Linked DNA regions of Homo sapiens: region 2 is linked to region 1. A link is a loop called in an ENCODE intact Hi-C map of the cell type or tissue named here. Cell type or tissue: CD4-positive, alpha-beta T cell. All regions are shown on one strand. Links, peaks and the distances in the headings refer to the core of each region. The heading gives the core; the rest is flanking DNA. Region 1 overlaps NALF1 (NALCN channel auxiliary factor 1). Region 2 overlaps MYO16 (myosin XVI).

Region 1 (16,692 bases), core at 8,673-11,172:
GGGGCTCATACAGCCCACTCTGCAGAACTGCAAGTGAGTTTCAAAATGAAGTGACTTGCAAAAAAGAAAAAAAGAAAAAGGATATGTTCGGAATGAATAATACTCAAGTGATACCTTCCGAATAACATGGAGTGTAATTTCAACAGCCGCCCAGGGGCCCTACCTTGCTCAGCTGTCATCTGCATCTTTCTAGACCCCACTTCCGACGTTAACAGAGGCTCAGCTAGGTGGTCTCTAAGGCTTTCCACCCTGGAATGTCTCACCTTAGTGACTCCAGAGACCCCGACGTATCCAATGCTCCCTTCACTTTCTGTCCTCTCAGAAGAGTTCCTGTTACAAGAGTTCCCACTGAAAAAAACTATGGACTGGGCTGTGGAGAGAGTTGAATTCCACTTATTTGATGCCTAATTTCCCTGTATACGTTTCCTTATTTGTAAAACATTTCCCAAACAAGTCTCAAGGGCTTTATGAGGAAAGATAGCAAGAGAGAAAATGCTTCAGGGGAAAAAGAGAAAAATCGATTCAAGTATTAAGTAAAAATGATGCTGTCATTTGGACCATTTTTCTAGTGTAGTCTGCTCCTCTTGCAGACAGCACCTTGAGAACACTGTATGGTGGGCAGCTGTCCAGCAAAGATTGTGACAGTCAATAAGTCATTTCCAGAGGACACAGTGGAGGAGCGTGGGGGCGGTGGGCCATTTGAAATACCCTTTCAGAGCATAATTTCCTGACAAATCAAGCTGCTTCTTGGGTAGATGGAGGCACTGGCCATCAAGGGGAAGAGTGGGTGGATGTCGGCGAGCCATTACTCTGTCACCAGAGACCTCGCACACATTTTTATTCCTTCCCACAGTTATTCTTTCGTTTCATATAATTATTTATACTCTGCAGTGACACATAGAAAAGCAATTTACCTAATATTTCTCTCTATAGGAGAAGGCCAAGCCATTATAAAAAAGATTTCTAGACTTCTTTGTACTCCATAGTTCTTATGAAATAAGACAAATATACTCATTTTTCATGATGTGCTTTTGTTTGAAGTTCTTTATTACTTTTAAGATTTAGTCAATTTGTTCTTCTAGCCCGGTGCCACCACAAAACATCCTTTTCAACCCCTTCCTGCAAAAACTTCTAGAAAGACGTTGGGAAGTGTCTTGGAGCCATGGCCTTCTCTCACCTTCCTAACATAGGAATCTTCCTCATCGTGTTTTGACAAGAGGTATTGAAAGTCTATTGGAATTTTTCTAGCTCTAGAGAACTCGGCACATTTGAAGATAGCTCATTGTATTTCTATGCATCTCTTCTGGCAGGAAAGCTCGTCTTTATATCACGCTGGTAGCTACCTGTTTGTTTTTTCTCTTGTCTTTGTTTTGTGATTCCACAATTTATTGTTTAAATCCATCGTCATTGGCACCTGGCCGTTTCTCAGACACGAGATAACTGTAAGAACCTCACCCCTCGTTTGCTCTTAGCCGCAGTATATTCTCAGGTATTCTCCGTTCTTCACATAACACAGTTTTCAGGTGTTTACTAACGTGCTATTTCACTTTTCAAGTAATCATTTTCAAGATTCTAGAAGAATTTTTGTTTACTTCCCATGCGAACTTTTACCAGTTTATTCTGAAATATTTTTAGCAAATGTGCTGTATGCTTTGCCTCTTTTATTGTAAACACATCTACACAGAGAAGATAAAGACTTTAGTTATGTAACATCTGCTTCTCATCCTTAATCTCTTAAGTAGCAATAAAATATTTCTCCTCCGTCCTTCGGATTTCGATTCAGCTCACATGGTTTCCCCCACTTGTTTTCTGATGTATCTTACCCCTAGAGCTAAAATTTTAGAAAATATTTAATACTCAAATGAGGAATATTCATTGCACACTCAAAGCCCAGGAGGTAGCTCATAACGGATGCCACCGTGGAGCCTGGCCGGAGAGGTCGTCATAGCTCAGTGTATAAGGTCTGGGATTCTGCCGGCGGCTTTGCAAATGATGCTCGATCACTTTTCTTCATAACTAACTACTACCTGATACTTAAAAAAAAATGCTGTGATCTCTTACTAGTTTCTTTTTCTTTTCTTTTTTTTTTTTTTTTTTTTGAGTTAAAAAAAAATCTGCAAAGGAAATATAGCGGAAATAGAATTTAAGGAGCCAGAATAAAAATGGATATGTTCCCATCGGGCAATGCTGAGGAAAGTGGTTGCAAAGAGGATGGCTAGATCTGAAGAGACTCCAATACTGGACGCCCCACCGTCTGCGAGAGAGGAGACGTTGTTTCTTAAGACTTTATGGCTGCAGGATGCGATTCCCTATTCAGAACCCATTTTAACTGGAATAACGGTGGAAAGGCAACGTGTGAGGGAGCGGTGGGAATGGGGACCCCAATTTGGCCAATGAAAACATGAGCCACTTTCTGGCATTACATAGGGCACTCCTTAAAGAAAAACAGGCAACTCTAGACTTTAGAATCCCAGAAATGTGCGGAAAGCAAGCTGTCCTCATAATGGAATGTTATTTTTTGAACTGCAGGTATAAGCCTATCCTGCTTCCTCTAGTACCTGAGAAAGGTTATTAAGCCCAGGAATCAGAGGATACATGGCTCATTCCTATACTACAGCTTAGTTTACATAATAAATGTCATGTCATATTACGTATCATGTCATATTACACAAACGTCAATGTCTATGGCATTTTGACAAACGTTTTCAACTTCCCCATGGTTTGGTTAAGAAATCATTTCACTTTTTCTTCTGAAGCTGGTGCTTCCAGCCTCTTGCTGCCGGCACCACCTCCACCTTCACCTGTCCCCCTGAGGCAGCCTCTTGCTGTCCTCCTGGGGCACACAGCCACAGCCCACCTCCGTTTCCCAGTTGGCATAAGAATTCTTAGAGGTTTCTTCGGCTATTGTAACGTTTTCTTCTAGTGCAGTTTTTCAGTGTACACTGTTACGAGAAGACTCATTCAAAAGACCTATAAGAATTCTAATTATTTGTAGGTTTTACTAACAAGTTACATGGTGATTGTGAGCCATTGATGACTGGCAAAGAAAAATTACTTTTGGCCATTTAAAAGTGTATCTCACTTTGATATTTATCTCATTTTACCTCTACCAAGTCACCTTGATCACAGAATAAAGCGTCATTTTGATCAACCTAATGTTATGAATAAAAAAATACAATCCTCCTTCTACCAAATAGATATTGACCCGGGGCATGGAAGGCCATGCTGATTTTAGGTTCATCTGCAAACTCCCTTGTGATTTCATAAGTGCTTTAAAAGTAGTTTTCAGATTAAATATAGGATAACTATTAGGAACACAGTCTTTGGAGCCCTACAGAACATGGGTTTGAAGTCTGGATTTTCCATTTCCATTACCTAATAGTACTATTACTTAATATTATTCCTGTTCAAAATGTGAGTAATAGTTATGGTCAAAAGTGCATGCTGAGAATCACATGGAAAAAAAAGTTTACAGCTTACTTAGAAAAGAGTATAAAGTTGATAAATACCAGCTATTATTCTTGTTATTATTAGGTATTTATAATCTCTTAGGCTACCTTTAACTGCTGCGCCTCCATTTTTCTAGGTAAAATATAACCGGCAAAATGTTACTTGGATAATATTAACCCTAGAAATAGATAAGTAAAAGCCATTAGTGCCAAGGACCTGGAGAATAACTGAATTTCAGTAACCTGTACTGCAAATTGGTACATCTGCCATTGTTGTATTTGAATTTAAGATCAGCTTATTCCTTCGTGTCAGAAAAAGGCAATTTTTTCAATGTTTGTTTTCCCAAATAGCCACCAAAACAAAGAGATGAATGAAGTCCCAGTCCTTTCACATTTGATGAAATTACATAAATACGTAGCAAACATTGATGTGGCTTGCACATCATCCAGAAGGTTGAAGCTGTGGCTCTGATGAGGCTTCCCTCCTACTCCCAACCACACCACAGCATATGATGTCTGCTCTATGTCGGGTGTTTCTGGGCTTTCAGACAGTGAGATTTTTAATGCATTTGGTGTGAGTCATGAATGTAAATGTCCATATCTGCCTGTTCTCTGCCTCTCAAAGTCCAAGATCTAAACAGCAGTTTCCCAACCCCTGCTGGGCCATCTTTATAAAGTGCTTCGCGCCATCTAGCGTCCTATGGAGGCATAGACGTGGGACTCCGTGTGGAGGGAACTGGCTCATCAGCCACGTTGCAAGTAACTACAGCACAGAAGAGCAATAGAGTCAATTATTTATTTTACTTTAGATATCGCTGAATTTTGAAAAATTAACTTCCTGCTTAAATCCACTGATTTTCAAATAAGCCACATAAAATTAAAGGTCAAAATACCTTTTACATTCTATTAGGGATGCAATCAAATACTGTTTTGCTTTTATTGCGGAGACTTTCGTTGCTGTGTTTTTATCACTTGCAGCTGTCGTTGTGTAAATACGCTTTCTCACAATGAGGGCTCTCTTAGGATCCACTTGAAACCACAGCACGCTTGCACGCTTCTCACAGTGCCTCTATCACTGTAACTGTTGTCACGCCTCTATATTTTTCATTCTTCTCTTTTTTTCAGATTGTCTACAAAGCCTGGCTCTGTTCCCAGTATTTTGAAGTCACACAGTTTAACTGCAGAAAGACAATTCCTTGCAAGCAATACTGTTTGGAGGTTCAGACGAGGTGTCCATTTATATTGCCCGACAATGATGAAGTCATCTACGGAGGCCTCTCCAGTTTCATCTGTACAGGTACAGTGCCGGGTGGGAGTCTGTACACCAGTCTCCGGTGGTTTTGCTTTCTTGTGTGATGTTTGTTTGCTTTGCTGTTTCCTTTCACTGATATAACCTTGAAGATGCGGCTGGTAGTTTTCCGCACTTTCACTAATAGAAGCACCGAAAGCTCCCCTCAACAGGTCTGGAAATGATTCAGCTTCTGTACCACATGGTCTATCTGTAACTGAGACCACAGTTATTCACTGTGTGAAAGAAGAAATCTGATGGCAAAATATTAGCAATCATTAGATATACTTACATGTGACCTAGTATAGGTTAGATTCAGCCTGCATTGCCTTTGAATTCCATAAGAACAGGAGATGTGCTAAGGCCAGTGAAATAATGCTTTTCAAATTAGTCAGAAGTTTATGTTCTCTTGCCTATTTTCTTTTATTTTATTTTCTGAGAATTTTTATGTTACTTTATCTGTAAAAAGTATTAAGAGCATTAAAAATATCTGCCTAAATTGTACGTGTGTGTGTGTGTGTGTCTATTAGAGCCACACAACAAGTCTATCCATTAAACGATGTTTACTTCTTTCAGCAAATGAGTCAGACTGGGCAAAACACCAATATCAGCACTCCTTTTCTGGATATTTATAAGCATTACATAATTTAGACAGAATAAGATATAAAGAGCAAGAGCCTTTTTTTAAAAAATAAAAAGATAATTAAATGGTGAGAACAAGATACTTTGCCAGGGTGGTGTGATAATCCGAGTGGTGGCTCTGCATTCTCTTCTATAACAATAATGCTATAAGGCGTCCCTGGAATTACGTGGCTCAAGCTGTAGCACGTTTTGTTTTCAAGTGTAAGGATAAAACACCATCATATGTGTAGAGACACATGAAAATGCTCTTCTGACATTAGACTTGCCAAACTCCTCTAAAACAGAGTAGCATATTAAGATGCTCAACATGAGAATTTATCAAATTATTTCAGCATCGCTTATTTACATACGTATTCATTAGCCACAGTGTTCTAAGTGATAAGCTATCAAGAGATAGTCTGCCAAAGCTCGCCCTAAGAACTGGATGAGTATTTCTTTCTTTTTTTTTTTTTGAGATGGAGTCTCGCTCTGTGTCACCCAGGCTGGTGTGATCTCGGCTCACTTTAAGCTCCGCCTCCGGGGTTCAAGTGATTCTCATGCCTCAGCCTCCCGAGTAGCTGAGATTACAGGCGTGCACCACCACACCTGGCTAATTTTTGTATTTTTAGTAGAGACGGTGTTTCACCGTGTTGGCCAGGCTGGTCTCCAACTCCTGACCTCAAGTGATCCACCCTCCTTGGCCTCCCAAAAGTGTTGGAATTACAGGCGTGAGCCACTGTGCCCAGCCTGGATTAGTATTTCTTATGCTGCCCAAGCTTGTGGAAAGAACACGTGACTGAAGGTCAGGAGCATTGGCCTTCATCCTGTTTCTATTGTACATTCTCTCAGAGGCACCACCCCTTCACTAGTAAATTAGAAAGTGCAATGGCCAAACCCTCCCCCATGTGGATATGCTGCAAGGATTACAGATAAGAGAGAAGGGCAAGTTATGTCATTGACCAGCCATAGCCGTTGCACACGAGAAAGTGAAATGCAGAATGATTTCACAGGCCTGTGTGTTATTCTACTGACTTGATGCTCAAGTCATTTTTTATGTAGCTCCTCTCTGCTGGAGGGGGAGGAGGGGGAGGAAGGAGGGAAGAGGGAAAGAAGGAATAAGGGAAGGAGGGAAGGAGGATATCAATATCTTCTTGCTTTGAGTTTGAGACAAAATTCACCAGACACAGGCTATTAATTCATATTGAATTTTGCATACAACATTCCACAAATAACCATGAAGATAAGGCCTTCATTTTTTTTTTCTTGTGGGACAATGAGGTGTCTGTGACATGAGGACTTCAGAGAAGCTATTCGATTTTTATGTACAGGTTGTGTTTATGCATTTACACTCACATTGGCTTTTGTCCTAGAGAAGAACAATAGTTTTTGAACCAAGTTCTCAAAGTAGACAAAAAACCCAAATGAAGGGCGAGGTGTTTGCGTTTATCTTCTTTTTCCTACATGTATCTGTATTTGTGAATCTGAAATATATGTTTGAATGTTCACCCACTTCCTCCATACACATTCAGAATGCCAGGGTAGAATTAAATCTCTCACTTCACAACATGGGCAGAGAATCCAGTCTGCAGTTTTAATTGTTTTCGAGTTTGGTAAAAACAGCTTCTTCATAGACATAGCTACGTCATTAAGGAAAAGTGGCAGGAAAAGAGAGATTTATCAGATCCAGAGAAAAGTGCCATCTCCGTGAGAGGCCCCCTAGGATAATCTCATCACTGAACATTTGGAAACCTAAGAACAGTAGTTCTTATGTCACTTTCAGTTGGGTTAATGTTCATTTTATGTTTAAATTGCTCGAAAATATATGGAATAAATTCTGAGGTTATTTCACCCTGAAGTTCTGTAAAACAATCTGACAGAAAAAGATAATAATTTTCATATTGATCTTCTTTTCTAAGGTGTGACCTGTGCCTCTTTGAAGAATTCTCATTCATGTTGATAACTAGCAGCCATCATTTCCCATCATCGGTTACAGGTGTCCCTTAAGAGTGCACTGCTGAGGCCAGATGCAGTGGCTCATGCCTGTAATCCACACAATTTTGGTAGGCTGAGATAGGAGAATTGCTTGAAGCCAGGGGTTTGAGGACAGTCTGGACAACGTAGCAAGACCCTGCCTCTACAAAAAATTAAAAATAAAAGAACTAGCCAGACACAGTTATGTGCACCTGTAGTCGCAGCTATTTGGAAGGCAGAGACAGGATTGCTTGAGCTCAGGTGCTGGAGATTGCAGTGAGCTGTGATCCTGCCACTGCACTCCAGCCTGGGCAGCATAGCGAGACCCTGTCTCAAATGAAAAAGAAAATGAAAGAGTGCACTGCTGGACCTGAGCAAGGAGATTTCTACTCCTGTCCATCACAGCTGCCTGCCCGTTGCTTATAAGAGTCCCAGACATGGGCCCCAGAATGGGTTTCATCTTGGATGATGTTAGAATAGAGGACAGCTCCCAGAGGACCACTGGCTAAACTGTGGAGTGGCTTGTCATGCGTCTAAGGAAACTAGTAAGACATATGTGCATATAATTTGTTCCCAGATTTTAAGTTGCACATTTTTGGATGTCCGTCTCCTACAAATGTACACGGATTTTTAAATAGTTTACATTATAAATAAGTTTGCAAGTAAATGTGAGCCATTTACATTCTGTTTTTTTTCTCTGAAAACAGAATAATAAAAAGACCAGTGTAGTTATAGCATCATTTAATCTCATACAAAATATTTTAATAAATATATCAAAGTTTAAGGGAAAAAAGAAATGGGAAGGGAGATGGTATGCCCAGAATAAAATAAAAAAATGAGAGTAGGTTATGAAACCAAGTAAAATGCAGTAACTTCATCAAAAAGAATTCACCAAGTAAGGTGACCTTCCTCTTGCCTCCAGCAATTTTTCTTTTTGAAAAAAATCATCAAGCATTTGATTTCCACTCTAGATGTTAAAATGCAATCATTTCTCACTAAGAATTAAAGGAATAGGTGGAGTTTCCTTCAAATTCAACAGATTTAATTATAATGGTTTTCCTACTATTTGAACTGCATCCAATTCACAGCTTCCAGAAGGACGGAGAATTCCCTCTAGGATATCGAGGATTCTTCACTTACTTTTCTTATTGACCTCAAAAAAAAGTATTCTGTAAGCACGTAACTGCACATGGCCTGATGACAGATACTGTCCATGTGAGCATCAGTTTTCTTCAAGGTGCTTCTCCTTAGTGACAAACCAGTGGCATGGTGATTCCTTTTCTTAGCGTTCTCTGTACCCAGAATCTTAGAGATCTCAAGTTCTTCCTGTCATTGTCCTATTGGCTATATACTGATACCTAGGATTCCTATTATTCACAAAAAAGGGAATATCACCCCTTGGAATCAATGAACAATTTCTGTAAATGATCAGGAGTTATTTACCATTTTGGTCACACTTACTAAATTCAGTATCTCGTGCATCATTTCTTTATGGTGCTCACATCACCATGTACCAAATTTGAAAGTTTTAAATGTATATATTTTTGATCATCTGCTACCTATGATCCTTTAGTAAGCCAGGAACTTACTTTAAAAAATGAAATATCTGAGAATGCATGTCCATTACTATAGAATGCTTTTGATTGAGGATGTTACAGAAGGTCATGACCAAATGTTCTAACCACGGATCTTGATGACAAGCGCATCCCCGTGCATATGTTTAATTCCAATTCTGTCTTAGGAGATAAAAGGAAAGACACTTTGCCTGAGATTTCTCTTGAATTTTTTTCTATTAAAGAATAAAACTGACACGTGACTAAAGAAATGTTTTAAAAATTAATTGGAAAGAAATTCTGAGGTGCTGTCAGGGTGAAACATGTCATTTAATGTTAGGCATTATTGAGCTAAAATTTGTCAAGGTGGGTTCTGTTGGGTTTGCAAGCTCAGTTCGCATAATGCAGTGCTATTTTAGAAACTCAGTTGCTTCATCTTTAAAGTGAGGGGGTGGAAGTCGTTTTTGGATTCTACGATGTCAACCCGTCATCGTGGTAATTACGTGGGCTTCCCTCTCCACACTCCCTCGCCTCATTCCAGAGTCCCCTGGAGAAATCCTTGATTGCTTACCTTTAACAGTGAACCAAGCTGAAGAAAACAGAGGCAGCAGAGGAGCACAGGCTGTGGGTGCTATGGTAACAAACATTAAGAAAATTATCATTTGATTGATAGATAAAATAGACCAGCCATGATTTACTGCTCTCTTACAGAGGGAAATTATTGAAGGAATAAAAGTAAAAGTTGGTCTGCTGGGGGTTACTGACAATGGAGATAAAACATATTTTAAGAATTCTATGTAAATTCTGCATTCCATTTTTTTTCTTTTTCTTTCTTTTTGAGCTGTGACAGGAATAAGGTTATGTTTCTGTCTCTGGGGAAAATACTGTGGGCTGCTGTTGTTCCTTACTTGACAGGCGGTTGAGGCTGCAATGGGAGATGGGCGCCCCCTGGTGGCGACTCTGCGCGCCTGCAGAGAGTCTGAAAGGACGTTCACTGCCTGCAGGCAACGGAAGGGAATAACCTGAGGGGAGGAAATGCATTGATCTACATATTGATCACATTCGAAGGATTTTTTTTTTAAATGTTTGGCATCTCACGGTTTACTTGTGAGTGACTTCACAACTGCAAAAGAAAAAACATTTGCAAAAATCCAGTCCTCACATGACCAGTGAGTTGAGAAAGATTTTTAAAAGACAAAGATGTTCTCATAGGTGGGAATTGAACAATGAGATCACATGGACACAGGAAGGGGAACATCACACTCTGGGGACTGTTGTGGGGTGGGGGGAAAGGGGGAGGGATAGCATTGGGAGATATACCTAATGCTAGATGACGAGTTAGTGGGTGCAGCTCCACCAGCGTGGCACATGTATACATATGTAACTAACCTGCACAATGTGCACATGTACCCTAAAACTTAAAGTATAATAATAAAAGAAAAAAAAAAGATGTTCTCATTAGAGGAAAATTTCAGTAGAAAAAAAAAATACCTCTATAGATTTTAATTTGAACATTTATGCCGTTTCAATTTATTTATTTTCCCCTGCGTATGCGTATGTTCATTTAATTTTTTAAAATCAGGTTTTTTTTTCTCTGAAAACAGAATAATAAAAAGACCAGTGTAGTTATAGCATCATTTAATCTCATACAAAATATTTTAATAAATATGTCAAAGTTTAAGGCAAAAAAGAAACGGGAAGGGAGATGGTATGCCCAGAATAAAATTTAAAAAATGAGAGTAGATTATAAAACCAAGTAAAATGTAGTAACTTCATATGTTCGTGACATCTTCTTCCATTAAAACATTGTACTTTTTGAGGTTTATTTCAGTTAATATCTTTAGGTTTGAGTTCAGATCATTCCTACTTAAGATTACTTTTTCTGAATTCTATATTCATAAAGATCCCAGCAGGTCAAGTTTGCCTTTGGCAAGAGAATGTATGTAGGGAATAGAGGAGGAATTAGGATGTCTGGATTCTGCCAGTAGCTATGAATTTTGGAAAATCGCCCCCACTGTAAGGTCTCATTGCCTCACCTCCACAAGTGGCTAAGAGTACTGAGCCCAGTGCCAGAACACAGTGCCCAGGCCTGCTGACAGCAGAGGCCCGAGCTAGATGGGACCCCATGTAGTCCAGCCTGGTGGTGCTTGCGGAGCGGCAGGCGCAGCTGCAGAGGAGAATGAGGTTTTACGCTTGTCTGTGTGGGGAGAGGAAGACAACCTGCCTCCAGCTCACCTGGGTGACACTTGTTGGAGAGCAGGGAGAGCTTGTGGGCGCCCCTCTCTGCCTCCAGCTCACCTGGGTGATGCTCGTTGGAGAGCAGGGAGAGCTTGTGGGCGCCCCTCTCTGCCTCCAGCTCACCTGGAGAGCAGGGAGAGCTTGTGGGCGCCCCTCTCTGCCTCCAGCTCACCTGGAGAGCAGGGAGAGCTTGTGGGCGCCCCTCTCTGCCTCCAGCTCACCTGGGTGACACTTGTTGGAGAGCAGGGAGAGCTCTGCCTCCCTCTGCCCCCCTCTGCCTCCAGGCATGCTGACAACTGGGCAGGCCCTGCATGAGCTTGCTCACCTCGACAGCCTTTGGGGAAAATTCTAACGTAGTTCAAGTTATCCTTCTGCTTCTCATTGCTACACCTTGCCTGGTCTAAGAGGAGAAATGAAATGCATCAGACCAGGGAGAGTGGAGAAAACCAAGCCAGGAGCACTTGCAGGGACGGGAGTTCAATCAGCCCTGAGAAGTGTCTGTGCTTCAGTGGTGGGTCCTGAGCCAGCTGCCCCAGGGAACCACTGAGGGCCCAGCCTGAGCCATGTCAGGGCCCATCACGATGTCAGGGGGCACCACGGGGATGGAGCACAGCACCTGATGGCTGTCCTTTTTGATGCCATTGAGGGAAGATGTCACTCGCTGACCTTGCACAGAAGTGACACCGTGTCTGGCAAATATTTTCAGGCCCTCTGAACCCTCTGGAAGGAAAGTCACCCTTTGCTCAAGCCAGACTATGCGCACTGCCCTCAGAGAGGCAGTGCCAGCGCCTGCACTGCTGAGCTGGTGAGTCTCTTCTTAGATGGAAGCTGAATCAAAGCATGTAGTGATCTCCTCTACAGCCAGGAGGCGATAACACACACCCGTGACAAAGGTTTCCCTGCATTCAACGTGACTGAGTGAACTTAGAACTACTGACCACACAGTGGCTGTCAAAGCGGGAAGCCAAAGGAAAGATTTGAATTCTGGAATGTCAGTTTAGGAAGAATATGGCCAAGTGAGATTTCCCAGAACAGGTGAAATCTTATTCAATGAGAGTATTTACCTATCTTGTCTGCAAGTAAGACATCTTTGTGAAGATGTGAAGAATTCGCGAATTCTTTGTAAGAATTTATGCCCACTTGGTAGCTGTTCTGGATACTGGACTAATTTGAACAATGAAATTATCCTGTGCAATTATAGATTCAGTCAATCTTAGACAAACCAAAATTACTGAAGTCATCTAGTTTGATGCCTTGAGGATTAACCACTCCCTCAAAACAAGCAATTGCAGAAACAAGAATAGCTCCACATTTCCTGGCTCTTAGTCCAGCATTTGTAGTGGAACAGGAAACGACCAGCCAGCCCATCCTGAAATTCATGTGTAAGCCATTGTTTCCTTGCTATGTACAGCTGGAAAAAGTCAGTCAGTAGGTTAACGGAAGGTGATCACGCCCACAGCCTGCTGTCTTTGCATTGCAAATCTCATTGTTCAACAAACATGTCCTGATTTCTCAACATCACACGTCACATTAAAAATGAATGTTACAAGCACTTTGGAACATAGACATTTTTCTGGTTAAATAAAGAAAAGAAGACTGTCTAGGTCATTGTTCTCAGGAAAATTTTTTGCTTAGATGGCTAATTTTGTCAGATTGGTTAGTGAGATTCTTAGGATGAATACACACACACACAAATAAATTAGTATAAAGGGTAAGAACAGAGCTAAAGTTTCTAAAATGTCTGTGTGAATATTATTATGAATCCAAATCACCTTATCCTTGTGTTATAGCTATTTTATAATATATAATAGATTGTATATATAATATATAATATCTATACCATATCAACATATATTTATATAATTTATACATCATTCAAATATCCAATTTATATATAGATACAATCAAAATAGCTAAATTTCCAGATAATGTAGGTAATAAGTAAGAAATACCTTAGGTTTAAAAACTGAAGACCAATTTGTAAGCAGAACTTTAAAATTAGTTTTAAAGTTAATTCCAAATTAAAAAAAGAAAGAGTGAATTTAATTTAGGCATAGCAGCACTGATGGAATAAATGTGTAAATTCTCCAAGAAGAAAACTTGAAAATAAAAAGTTCAGTTAGGAATAAAACTTCTAGAATGCTATTTTAAGATGATGGTTCTCCGGTTATTATGTTATCATCTGACACTACTGGTTCAGTCCTAAATATGGTATGTTGTACCTTTATTAACCAATTTATGGGGTCAAAAGAGTGACGAACCCAGGCATAGAGAGTCTGAAAATGCCGACCTCGCCACCGAAACTCACTCCTGCCAGAAAGTAAGGCTCATGGCAACCTTCACTAATAGCTCCTCCTTTACGGAATATGTCATTACCTGAGGGAGTGAGGGAGATGTCTTTTTGGGCTTGTCTTAGGGACATTTGCCATGTTTTAGTCTTTTTTTGTGTGTAAGTGGGCTGAGAAAGCCCCAGGAAGTCCACCTTCAAGTACGCGGGAACAAACATTGCAAGGGAAATGAAAATAATTTCAATCACAAGGGAAATAATTGTCCCAAGATAGGACCTGTTGCTCGCTGCATAGTAAATTCTTCTCATAGAGGTCATTTTTTTTTCTTTCTTTTTTTCCTTTTTTGAGACAGAATTTCGCTCTGTCACCCAGGCTGGAGTGCAGTGGCACGATCTCGACTCACTGGAAGCTCCCCCTCGCGGGTTCACACCATTCTCCTGCCTCAGCCTCCCGAGTAGCTGGGACTACAGGCGCCCGCCACCACGTCCGGCTGGTTTTTTGGTATTTTTAGTAGAGATGGCATTTCGCCGTGTTAGCCAGGCTGGTCTCGATCTCCTGACCTCGTGATCTGCCCACCTGGGCCTCCCCAGAGGGAATTTTAAGATGTAGCATTTCATTGTGAACTGTGAAGAGCTAGAGAAACTTCCTTCTGATCTCTTCCAAGGCCTATGATATGTGCCTATACATTGAGAGATATCTATCAACTTATCAACTTATGGATGGGTAGATAGATAGATAGATAGATAGATAGATGATAGATAGATAGATAGATAGATATCAACGTACATGCACATATCATAGACCTTGGAAGGGATCACATGGAAAGGCCAGTTTTTGAGAACTGGAGACAAAAGCCAAAATAGTTCTCAGTCGCCATCTCTTCATTGCAGTGGCGTGTCTGCCGATGTGGTAAATAGGCAATTTCACTGGATGAGTGTTCATTTTCACTCGGTCCCCCTGGCCCCGCAGCTCCAGGGTCCTTAAGGTTCAACCTCAGAGTTACGTCTGATGCCACCAATGAGTAGGAACAGGTCCTGTGGCCGCACTAAAGTCACCGGGACTACAGCAGTTGATATTACATACTTTCGAAATATTGAAATAAAGTGTGCATGCTTATGTTTGAATTGATAAGTGGTGCTCATGACACAACATCCAAAAGACCCAAAACAGGCAAGATCAAGTCACCTCCTCCAGCCAACTGGCGACTGATGTCATGGGTTACAGACTTGTTATTGTTTATTTACTCAGTTTACTCAGTTCCTGACTAATGGCCATTTGAGTTATTCCTAGCCATCTGTTATTAAATGCAGTTCTGCAAGGCATATTTTTGTTGCTGTATCATTTACCACAGCTTATGAATTTTACTGTAAAATAAATGTCTACCAAGAAGTAGAGACGGATGAAAGAGTCTGTGCATTCATCGTGTGGGAGATGCTTGCCATGTAACCCATTTTTGGCACAGATCATGCCCCTCGCTCGAAGTCCTAATTCCCTTAGGAGAGTCTGCAAGCTCCTTAACCTGGCTTGATTTGACCTGTTTCCCACCGCCCCCCGAGCTCATTCATCATCACTTCCTCTTTGGGACCCAACACCCCAGATATAGCCACCCAGCATGTGAAGCCCCACTGCCTGGGATGCCCGTCTGTCAAAGCTTCCTCTGGCTAATCCTGAAGTAACTGTGGCTCCCAGGAGGAGGTCCTCCCTGACCCCCAAGGGGGAGTTTAGAGCAAGTGTGCCCAGAGCACCCTGTGCTTCTGCTGCTGTGGTGCTCACTGGGCTGCATTTTAATCACAGGACACTTTCCTCTCTCCTTCTCGTTTTGGTGAGTTGGGTTAAGGTAAGAACTTATGTCCTCTGGTGTGTCCACAGGACACCAAAAAAGTGCCAGACACATTGTTTGTGTTCAATAAGCAAACATTGGATGAGTTCATTAGTGAGTAGCAACTCCGTCCTTTGAGCAAGAAGAAGCTCTGTGGTGGGAGGTGTCACTCAGGACAAGCAGCGAAGGTCAGCCATGCTCTGCACAGCCTGCAATGCTCCCGCCCACGGGTGTCTGTGGCAATGCTGTGAAGGGGCAAGGGGGCTGATGGTTGGATGCACTTTAACAAAGTGTCCTCCATTGGGAGTCAGAAAGAAGCATCTCAGTATTTCATGTCAAAGCTGTTTTTTGTCCTTGTATCCCACCCTCCTGTCAATGCAGTATGGAGGCTTCTGCTGAATGGAGTTCACACCGCCGCCACACACCTCCGCTACCTGGAATGCTGGAACTTAAAACAAAGGCTGAAAAGTGATGTGGCATCTAAGCTTATGGAACTTACATTTTGAATAGGTACCCCAAACTCAGTGTCATGTGTTCAATTGTATCCCCTGTTCTCCAAATTCAGATGTTGACATCCTAACCCCCAGCACCCCAGAATGTGACCGTATATGGAAATAACTTGGTTATGGAGCTCTTCAAGTTAAAATGGGTCATTAGGATGAGCCCTAGTCCAATGTAATTAGTGTATGTGTTAGTCCACTAGGGCTGCCGTGACAAAATACCACATGCTACAGGGCTTCAGCAACAAAAATGAATTTTCTCGCCCTTCTGAAGACTAGACATCTGAGATCAAGGTTTTGTTTCTTCTGAGGCCTCTCTCCTTGGCCTGTAGACACTGCCTTCTCGCTGTGTCTTCACATGGTCTTGCCTCCATGCCAGCACATCTTTAGGGTCTCTCTGTGTGTCCAAATTTCCTCTCTGTGTCCAATAATGACATCTGTCCTATTGAACTAGGACCCACCCTAAAAGCCTCATGGCACCCCAATAATGACATCTGTCCTATTGAACTAGGACCCACCCTAAAAGCCTCATGGCACCCCAATAATGACATCTGTCCTATTGAACTAGGACCCACCCTAAAAGCCTCATGGCACCCCTTTGAAGGCCTTACACACACATATTGTGAAATACATTTACATGTTAGCGTACTGGGAGTTAGGGCCTCAACAGGTACGTTTTTGGAGTATGCAATTCTTCCCATAACAGCGTATAAAAAGGGGAAATTTGGATATAGACACATAGAGATAAAACAATGTGAATAGATGTAGGAAGAAGATGATCGTCTACAAGCCAAGAAGAAAGGCCCATACCAGAGCTTTCCTGAAAACCCCCCGGAAGGAGCCAACCCTGCCAACACATTGATTTTGGACATCTAGCCCCAGAAATGAGAGAAGCTGAATTGTGTTGTTTAAGCCCCCTAGTATGTGGGATTTTGTGATGACTCCCCTAGCAGAGGAATACGCTG
Region 2 (2,500 bases), core at 1-2,500, 1.7 Mb before region 1:
ACTTTATGGTTTAGGTCTGTATATAATAATCTAATTTTAAAGATGATAAAAGTAAATTGATAGCAGTGATGATAGCAATGTTTTCTGGGAAAAAAATGAAATAGTACTTAGTAACTCTTCGTTTTTGTATCTTTTCCTATAATCTAATATGAAATATGTAGTTATATACATACGGTGAAAATAAGAGGGTAATGATAGCACATTTTAAATATTAATAATATTACATTAAACAATTATTTTTAAAGTCATAAAAATAGGATAATCTTTAAAAATATTTTGCTTCTAGTTATTCTGGTGTTGTGTCTGATAAGTAATGTTTTGATTATTCTTGGAAAAAGGACATTACAGGTAATTAATAACTTGTTCCCCTAACAGTCAATATAGGGAAATGGTTAAATGCATGTGCCTGGGAGTGAGAAGGAGCTACCCCCACACCCCAACACTGCTAATGAGAAATTATGTAACGCTGAGGAGGTCCTCTGAATTCCTCAAACCTCATTTTCCTTAATTCTCACGCTGGAATAACTCCTTCAGTGTTTGTCAGTGTCCGCTGTGTAAAGCACTCAGCTTTACGTCTGGCACAGAGAAAACATTCAGCAAATAACAACAGTGAATTTTACTTTTGTGAATAGCAATAGACAATGTTCCCGTCCTGCTCACTATGTACCAGGCAGTGTTCTAACGGGTGATGTGTCTGTGCATGTGTGTTCTCTGTTAACTCTCGGAACCAGTGTATATTTTACACTGCTTTACAGAAAAAAGGACATAGACCAATTAGTTTTCCCAAGGCTCAAAGGTTGTCAACAATGAAGCTGGGAGTTGAACCCAGGTGAGTTGGCTTTCAGAATCACACACTTAACCACTGCACTATGCAGTAATTACTGCTGAAATACCAATAAAGACATAGAAGGCATGAAACGAATATAAAACTACAACTACTTAACAAAATGTAAATACCCCATGGCATTCTTTCACTGTACGTTGTCATCCATGAGTCAAGATTAAAATGCTAAATAAACTATGCAATAACCAGTTTTTTATCTTTAATTAGCCACTTGGCCGATAGGTGGCACTAAATAAATGTATTAAGAGAAATACTGAGCTAAACAAAACTGGCATTATTCCGCTGCTCACCTTGATTTCAAAAACAACAATGACAACGTTGCACAGTAACAAAATTTAAATAAAAATATAAATGAAGAAAATTAAATATATATATTTTCCTCAATATTTACTTATTCAAATTTTATTGACTTTTTTTTTGTATTTATAATGTATGGTATTTTTTCTATAAATTTATGTCCCTATATAAGTCATGGACTATTATGGTAGGAGTTAATCTACTGTATTTTCTGAAAGTAAAGACTTGTGGCATCCTCTATAAAAAATATTAACTCAATCGATATCAACCCATCAGTCTGCTCTCTGAAAGCTATTGCATAGTGAATGCTTATTTAAGTGATTTCAATGGAATTGAATATTCTTAAAGTTGAAATTCATTTGGACCAGAGTTGGTGAAGGTTCCAGGTAGTTTCTTCCTGAAACATGACTTTTCTGTTCCAATAAATTTAATGTCATGGAAAATGCCCTGCTTCCAATGTTTGAAATTCAAATGCAGGGGTTAGAAACAAAACAGCCCTTCCTAACTGCTCTTAGCTGCTCTGAAACTTTGTGGGGGAACAAAGCCATGTCTGTGGTGATCGGGTTCCATCCGTCCATCTACCCAGTGGGTAAAGTGCACTTGAAGCCCAGGACAAAGGCAGGTGAGCTCATGCAGGCTTTTAAGATGGGCCAAATGAGGTGTAAGACTGACAGAAAGATTTCAGTCACTTCTCGTAAGAATAAGTGTTTGACCTGCATATAATCACCAAAAGTCATTTCTGGACCTCAATGCTGCACTCTCTCACTTACTAGATGTTACCAACTGAATCTTCCTCCTTCTCTCTCTTCTCCCAAAACCTCCTTCAGGGAGAGTACTGTGTGTTGTGACAGTGTGAACTTCTAGTTTCCACCCAAACCCTTTCATTTTGGGTTCTCTGGCTTCCCATACTCCACTGAGATGGCAATCTTTAATTTTAACAATGATGCCATTATTATCAACCACAGGAAGAGTTTCTCTACTCCTCAGTGTCTGCACAATACTACAATGAAGACCACCCCAATACATCCTCACTGATATGGTTTGGCTCTGTTTCCCCACCCAAATCTCGAGTCGAATTGTAATCCCCACATGTCAAAGGAGAGACCCGGTGGGGGGTGATTGAGTCATGGGGGCAGTTTTCCCCATGCTGCTCTCATGATCGTGAAGGCATTCGCATGAGATCTATGGTTTAAAACTGGCAGTTTCCCCTGCGCATGCTCTCTCTCCTGCCATCATGTAAGATGTGCCTTGCTTCTTTCTTCTTCACCTCCTGCCATGACTGTAAATTTCCTGAGGCTTCCCCAGCCATGCAGAACTGTGAGTCAATTAAACCTCCTTTTTTTAAAAAATAAATTTCCT

The links. Hi-C counts contacts between places; a loop is a spot of excess contacts. Peaks named below come from ENCODE experiments on the same cell type or tissue, not always from the same donor. Only the 100,000 strongest peaks of a DNase experiment are listed, where the experiment ranks them.
Region 2: it touches region 1 in a loop (16-fold over the local background); 3 of 110 quality-filtered maps call a loop at or near these places.

Annotation. Positions count from the first base shown.
Region 1 is chr13:107,198,638-107,215,329 of GRCh38, reverse strand. It overlaps NALF1 (NALCN channel auxiliary factor 1), which reads left to right. Exons shown (of 3, transcript NM_001080396.3): 2 at 4,575-4,746. Among named protein-coding and RNA genes, the nearest start is that of SNORD31B, 110 kb to the left of the region's middle. In CD4-positive, alpha-beta T cell, for the core only: CTCF peaks have their summits at 9,628 and 9,827 (motif pointing left); a DNase peak (open chromatin) is centred at 9,829.
Region 2 is chr13:108,893,973-108,896,472 of GRCh38, reverse strand. The region is part of intron 14 of MYO16 (myosin XVI); the gene reads right to left. Among named protein-coding and RNA genes, the nearest start is that of MYO16-AS2, 210 kb to the left of the region's middle. In CD4-positive, alpha-beta T cell, for the core only: CTCF peaks have their summits at 850 and 1,051 (motif pointing right); a DNase peak (open chromatin) is centred at 1,062.